Regions from separate parts of the Mus musculus genome. Here regions 2 and 3 are each linked to region 1. A link is a loop called in an ENCODE intact Hi-C map of the cell type or tissue named here. Cell type or tissue: heart. All regions are shown on one strand.

Region 1 (2,500 bases):
TAACAGTATTCTCTTATAATTTAATATAGAAATATTCTACAAAAGATACTGTGATAGTGGGTTATCAGAACCTAATATATAATATATATGTAACATGTTTTATATATATATATATATGTGTATATATATATATATATATATATACACACACACACACACATATATAATACACACACACACACACACACACACACACACACATATATAAAAAATGGAATTTCTGCCAGTTGGTAATACTGAGCTAAGCAAAGAATAAATACAGAGAAATTGCTAATAACTAAAAGTAACTAGTTTAAAACAGCATAACACATACTATGAAATATACTTTTATTGTGTGTGTGTGCGCATGTGTGAGCATGCTTTCAAAGGTCAAGAGGCATCAGCTCCCTTGGACCTAGAATTATAGGTGGTTGTAAGCTACCAGGTGGGTGCTTATATCTGAGCTCAGGTCTCTGCAAGAGCAGTAAGTAACACATACTTAATCCCTGAGCCACCTCGTCAGCACCAAGATATACTTTATGAATCGTACACAACACAAAAGCTTAGACAGAGCTTCATGTTGCTAGTGTGTCTAGTGACTCAGATTGGTCAGTGGTTAAGAGTACTGGCTGCTCTTCTCAGTTCCCACATCGGAGGCTTACCAACATCCTTAACTCCAGCTTCAGGGACTCTAGCCTCCCCGGCCTCTGTGCAGCACACACTTAACTAGTATGGAGGCCTGGAGAGAATTTATTTTGGCTGTGTGTGTGTGTGTGTGTGTGTATTTATGAATATATGTGTATATACACACACAGATACATATCATATATACGTATCAAAATGTTAATGTCTCTATTCAGAGCATTAGCATTTCTGGTAGAATATGGATTTCATTTTTGATTTTGAACTAGGCTTTCATGTAGCTTAGGCTGTACCTGAGGATGAGCATCAGCTTGTAATTTAGCAACTGAGCTATACGCCAGCTCTGAATCTGAATTCTTAAATCAACAAATCCATACTCGGCTTACTGTTAAAAAGTAAAGTAACTTCAATGTAGGTATCAACAGCTTGCACACTCTCTGTCTAGGCCTTACATTTAGAATGGCTTAACTGTTTTATCTCATTTTCAAGGAAATGCCAAGTATGACTTTGATTGGTCAAATATCTCCAAATAAACTGTTTAGAATTACAGCTGTCTTGTTTTCCTGAAATGCTACGTTCCTAGCACTCTGTAACATACACACGGAAGCAGAGCGCGCCTTCCCCTTGCATTGACTGTAGACAACACAGCATCTATCTTTAGGTCACAGACTTTCTAGCCTAGTGCTTGGTATTCACTGCAAAGCCACTGCTTCAGCAACTGCAACCTTGGATCTCCTGCAGAACACTGCCCCCTCCTGGCTCTGATGACAAACTTCATCAGAAGCAACCACACCACATTTTCCACAAGAGACCACAATAACTGCTGTCATAAAAACAAAGCACAAATAACCTTACCTTCCAATGGAAAGCCAAAAAAGTCAAACTAAATAGACCTGCTTCCACACAGCACAAGAGTCTTGCTACTCGAAGACATTGTGTTACAGCGCGGGTGTTGGGAGGGGCTTCAGAGGCTTGACCACAAAGTTAGCATCCATAATTTGAGAACTGGCCAACTTAGGGCAAAAATGGTAACAGACCAATTTACAACACATACAAGCCCACTCACACAGTCCCAAGAGAGCTCTCTTTTCTAAATGTCAGACAAATCAACACAGTTCCACACTAACACTGTATTCTCCACAAAGCAGCCATCCCACACTCTGATCCCACCCCGCTACCCAACAGTCGCCACTCCTCTGAGAAGAAGAATCCTACTTTGCCTTTTAGGAGAAGGTTCTTTCTCATCTCTGAGAAGTAGCATAAACGACAGAAGAGGGCTCGGGCTGTGGAGCTGGCCTTAACTTTGTGGAGTGATCAGTCACCTAGCTTTCTCCAAGTCTTCAGCTCCTCTTCTGTAAACTGGTGGTCATATGCATGGCCAAGGGAAGGTCATCAAGAACAGAGCATGGGCAGATGAGTCAGTCAAGAAAAGACTTGGTCTAAGGTGCTGGCTGTCTAGTGAATGCAAGGAGAGAGAAGCTACGAACAGTCACAGGAAAGACCCCAGAGTACACAATACAGGCAAAAGGAAGTCTGGAACACCAAAGAGAACAAGGAAACCTGTAGCAGAAAGCAGTCCAGAGGTGAAAGCAGCCGAGAAGGCGGCAGAAATGAGCTGGATTTTCAAACCATCACCTGGCAATGATGAAAATGTTAATAAGGTAGATAGGATTTATGAAAAGGTACGGGCAGCATGGGTGATAATATGAAAAGAAAAGCAATTTGTTGTTTAAACATTAAATTTTGATATATTAAGCTTATAAAAATACAGTATTATGTAGTAATTCTCTTTATATAGAATGCATTTTAATTTCCACTTAATGTCATTTGACCTACTCTAAACAATATCAATGAAATAACAAAATTTATATACTTGTTA
Region 2 (2,500 bases), 370 kb after region 1:
GTACCCCCAGAGCTCCTTGGACCTATACCACCAATCAAAGAAAACACATGGTGGAACTTGTGGCTCTAGCTGCATATGTAGCAGAGGATGGCCTAGTTGGTCATCAATGGGAGGAGAGGCCCTTGGTCCTGTGAAGGCTCAATGCCCCAGTATAGGGGAATGCCAGGGCCAGGAATGGGAGTGGGTGGGTTCAGGAGCAGGGGATGGGGGGAGGGGATAGGGGGGTTTTGGAAGGGAAACTAGGAAAGGGAATAATATTTGAAATGTAAATAAAGAAAATATCTAATTTTAAAAATAAGAGGTAGTGGTTATAGCTTACCTTTCAGAGTGGGTTTTATGGACACAGGGCCTATTATGTTTCTGATAAGGTTTCAAGAGTGTTAGAAGAAAAATTAAGGTCGGTAATACTTTAATTGATGCCAGAGCATCAATCTTCCTTATCAATGCTGAGATATCAGGGAAAGTTAGATTTTCATAAATAAAAGAAGGAAAAAAGAGAAATAAATAAATAATTATTTTCATGTAACATGTTTTTGCTCTCTTTGTTCCAGGCCCCTGTGCCATCCTTCAAGCCATCTACCCCAAGTTCATATCCCCAGGCCCAGAGAGATACTCTGTAGCGACTTCTTGTTGCTGTGGCTTTTTGAGTTTCATTTACGTGAACCCTATTTAATTCTATTTTGCAAGACTGAGCGTGGCGTGTCCAGGTTTGGCTGAGGGGAGGGCTGGACTTCAGTGGAAGCTGACTTGGAGGATGCCTTCCCACGCGTGACACATGTTCCATCCCTTGATCAATCGTGACACACCCCGCCGGGGCTGTTCATGGGAACTGAGCTTCTAGGCTGCACACAGCCTCACACCTCAGTGGAACAACTACACACCAGTGGTCAAATGATGACATTACTCATAGCATATGAGAAACGCTCATAGATTCTTAGACAGTCTCTCACATATGCAGATGTACACACTCCATATTCGTATGCACACACAAATTAGTGTACTTATTTTTATGTAGAAACTGGAATTTCCTGCAAGGTTTTCTTCAGAAGTATTATTTGTCCGAGTTCTTGGAAACAATATCACCCTTATCTGGCAGATAGTGGCAGTAAACACCTCGGTTCCCAGCAGGGAAGTTGCTGCTGTACAAAGGGAACAGCCGTGTTCAAAGGCCCAAACATTTCCTCTTCTGGGTGTTCTGACTTCTATTGATCTTCGATTCAGAGTAAGTCAGAACTCAAACGGCTTGCATAAGTTCTAAATGAAATAAAACATCCGATAGAGAAAGCACGTCGTGGCTGTTCCACAGGAGAACATTTCCTAAAGTTATTTTAAGCGTTGATTTGGATACTGGGACTCATGCTCGCTTTGTTAACCTTAGACAGAACGCCCTCGCCCCCTTGTGTTCGTCTGCGGTATTGCCCGTGGGAAGACAAAACCAAAGTTTCCATGAAGGGTAGGAGAAAGGTGACTGAATCAAGATTCAGTGATCCACTTACTTCTAGGACAGTAGTGTGAGGTCTTCCTGTAAACCTATGTAAGGGACAGCTTTACATCACAGACCTTAGATTTGGTTGCCGCGATTTGCTTTGTTTTTCTTCAGTCCTGAGCCACCTTATATAGTCACTCCAAGGTTTGGACCTTTTGGCATCTCAAAGTCAGTGGCTACTGGTGAAGAAAAAAAAAATTATTCCGCTTCTGTGATATGTTTGGCATTGTTTTAAATGCCAAAAGAATCGGGGAAGGGGGCACTTATCTTTCTGTTACCTGTTCTGGAATCTTTGTTTGGCGGAGGAACCTCATCTTCCACGGGCTTAAGGTAAGAAACTGCTTCCTGTTCTTAGGCGATACCAGCCATATCTGGACTCTTCTAAGTTCTGAGCATCCTCAAAGTTGTCTTGAATGTATTCGATAGTCATTCTCTATGCGATTTCCACATAGCACCAACCAATTCCAGAAGCTATGGTCCGAATGTGCATCACATGTCACTTCAAGTGACTTCCATGTGGGCTGCTTGCTGCCAAAGGGCAGGCTGAGCAACCCATTGCTTTGGGCATGCGCGTTTCCACTTGGTCAGTGACTGACAGACTGACTAATCTTTCCCAGCATTGTTCAACCCCTTGGAACTGACGGCCCTGCTTTGTATGGGGGTCATAGCAGAAGCTTTTGGCTGGGGAAATGATTCATTGCATCAGCCAAGCACCCAAGAGGCATGGTGAGGACATTTGCAGCAGGAAGGAGAAAATGTCAAAGATAAGGATATACACACTGGGAAGATGCAGCATAATACCACAGGCAAGGTCCACTAACACAGATCAGCTCAATGGCACGGCTATGGGACCAACACAGGACGCAGTCTCTAGTGTTGCCACAAGCCATGTGTGCCTGGTTTGTATTACCTGGTTCCTGTGCTTGGCACTATAATATGGCTGGACTGGACAGTCCTCAAAGGAGTTAGAGGGATTCTTTGTGTTTCTTTGTTTCTTTTGTCACTTTATTGTCT
Region 3 (2,500 bases), 69 kb before region 1:
TGTTTATGTAAGTACACATTCATAGACCAGTAAAACACCCCTCCCTCTGGTGCCCTGATTTGTTTCATGTTACAACAGCTCCAGTCATCTCTGAATACCGAGTGTCCTCCCGCCAGCCAAGCCAGCGAGCAACCTGACAGAAGATCCTCTGTTTGCCTCGCTTTCAGGTCAACTGTGCATTTTTAAAAGGACTATCTTGCTATAAACTCAGGCTAGAAAGTGTCTAAAGAATCCATGCGACTGGAGTTGGGAGCAGGCCTTGATCCGTACCACGGGCCTAGAGAGAAAGCTATGCTAGGCATTTACCTAGACCCAAATCCCGTTGAAACAAACAACTTTTACGCTTTGTTTAAGCTGGTGAGTGTTGTGGCTTTTAGGGCAATAGGCTTGCCCACAAAAGAAATATTAATACTTTTCCTTCTGGTATGTCTTTACATAAAATGTTCCTCTTCGGCGAGATTAACTGATACCATCTGTGAGTATTTGTTCCCTACTCTTGGCTTGCAGACTTGCATTTAAATCTGCATGCTTCTTTTTCTAAGCTGCTTTTCAAATTGCGGGAACACAAGAGCTAGCCCTAGCCGGTGGCCAAACACTGCCTTTGAGTCCCAAGTCTTTTTAACCTCTTGCTTCCAACTCGCATCTAAAGGCAAAACAATCCTGGAGACACGGCCCTCCCCTTGCCTGTGATAGGCTGCTTGGAATAGCAACAGCCTGTGTCACCGAAAAGGGCAAAGCCTTCGGAAATAGAAACAAAGTTGGTTACAAATCACACTGGCTTTGCCCGAAGGTCGCCCCCCCACTCAAACCCCTCCCACTCTTCTTTAGCATGCTGCCCATGGGGACAGTGACCACTGCTGTCAGCGCGGTAGGTCTGGGTGGTCCGGTGGCGAGCGAGAAGCTGTAAGTACTACCGTGACCATGGTACCTGTTGAAAACACAGAGGGCCCCAATCTGCTGAACCAGAAGGGGAGAGAGGCGGAGACCGAAGGCAGCTGTGGAGCCAGCGGCGGAGGGCATCCTGCCTGCGCGGGAGGTAACGTGAGACGGCCGGGCTGGCTCGGGTGACCGCTAGAGGGGACAGTCGTCCCCACGAGCCCCTTCGGACTGTGCGTGTGCGTGGGAGTGCGTGTGCGCGCGCAGCCCGGGAGCGTGTCGTATGTGTGGAAACGGGAATGCAGGGTTCAGTGCGACGCGGAGTGACCCAGAGCCCTACATGCGGGGACCGAAGTCTCCTTGGGACTTTATGTATTGAAACAGGAGCTACTGCAACGATGGGCTACATCAATTTGCTTTACGTAACGCAATGTACACATTCCTCTCTCTTGGAAAGGTGGATCAGAGCCTCAGTTGTGAGCACACACCTTTTTTGCTTATTGTCGCAAACAAACGGTGTGGAACAAGTGGACATTATGAGTTATTCCGTGCCCCTAAACTGCACCCCTGTTTGTCCCTGCTTTCTTGGAAACTTGCCTTTCAAAATGAGATTCGTTGAATACTTTAACTTACCAAAGAGAACTTTAGTAGTTTTTATGGTGTTATCTGTGCTTCACCGAGATGCTTGTCTCGGTGGATTTACAATCCTCCACCTTTTTGTTTGTCCGCTTGTTTGTTTGTTTCTTGGTGCCTCTTTCTATTCATCTCTTTTTCAAGGGACTATATACTAATTGTGGTATGACAAACCCAATACAAATGACCCTCTTCTTCCTCTGCTTAATACTTTCTCATCAGCGCCACATGCTTCAATCATACATTCCATTCCCAAGTGGAATGTTACAAATAGTCGCCAATGCTCAGCGACACAGAAGTTACTCACAGCCTTCCACCTGGGAATGGGTCTACCCAAGGATGTTTATGATTTGGGAACGGAATCCACTAAGCCTCACGCGGAAGTGAAGTGGTCCCACCCCAGAAATGCCTTGCTCCAGGCTTAGGGCCTTAGCCTGATTTTCCTTCCCTCATCTAATGGAGGATGGACACCTGGGGCCATCTTTGACCTCTCTCTTTCCCCAAAGCCTTTCGGGCTGACTTTAAATTCTGTTAAGAGCAGGCAAGAGTAGTCAGATTGAAGTTGGAAAGGCCTTATCTTCACATGCCTGAGAAAATGAGCTGCAGAAGACAGCAGAGCATTGAGGTGGTGCTGGCAAACAAAGGGTTAATTAAATGGTGCCTCTGTGTCACAGTGTCACCGAGACCAAGAAGAGTAACTGCCCAGCATGGCTTTTGCAACAACCATAAAGAGTTGACTAATTTTTACCACCTACCTGTAATGTCAGTATATAGGAGGAGGAGGCAGAAGGATTTAGGCCAACCAGGTGGACATAGTGAGCCCATCTCCTCACATGCACACACGCACATGCACACCTTTAAGGTAGCTTTGAAAGCACAGTGTACCTTCATATCTTCTATTGTACACACTTACAATTATCTTCTTGGAAGGTAATGTGTAAACATGCTCATCCATCGTGAATATTTATGCAGAAGGTAATGTGAAAGGGCC

What was found. Hi-C counts contacts between places; a loop is a spot of excess contacts. Peaks named below come from ENCODE experiments on the same cell type or tissue, not always from the same donor. Only the 100,000 strongest peaks of a DNase experiment are listed, where the experiment ranks them.
Region 2: a loop joins it to region 1, with 6 times the contacts of the local background. A loop is called at or near these places in 5 of 42 quality-filtered maps.
Region 3: it touches region 1 in a loop (4-fold over the local background); 7 of 42 quality-filtered maps call a loop at or near these places.

The regions. Positions count from the first base shown.
Region 1 is chr10:22,713,376-22,715,875 of GRCm38, forward strand. The region is part of intron 1 of Tbpl1 (TATA box binding protein-like 1); the gene reads right to left. Among named protein-coding and RNA genes, the nearest start is that of Mir7663, 15 kb to the right of the region's middle. In heart, a CTCF peak has its summit at 1,384 (motif pointing left); a DNase peak (open chromatin) is centred at 1,386.
Region 2 is chr10:23,080,074-23,082,573 of GRCm38, forward strand. No RefSeq gene overlaps it. Among named protein-coding and RNA genes, the nearest start is that of Gm35179, 79 kb to the left of the region's middle. In heart, a CTCF peak has its summit at 1,402 (motif pointing left); a DNase peak (open chromatin) is centred at 1,398; H3K27ac peaks cover 322 bases.
Region 3 is chr10:22,644,278-22,646,777 of GRCm38, forward strand. Slc2a12 (solute carrier family 2 (facilitated glucose transporter), member 12) reads left to right here and starts at 734. Exons shown (of 5, transcript NM_178934.4): 1 at 734-1,036. The coding sequence starts at 922. In heart, a CTCF peak has its summit at 1,078; a DNase peak (open chromatin) is centred at 964; H3K4me3 peaks cover 1,280 bases; H3K27ac peaks cover 1,374 bases.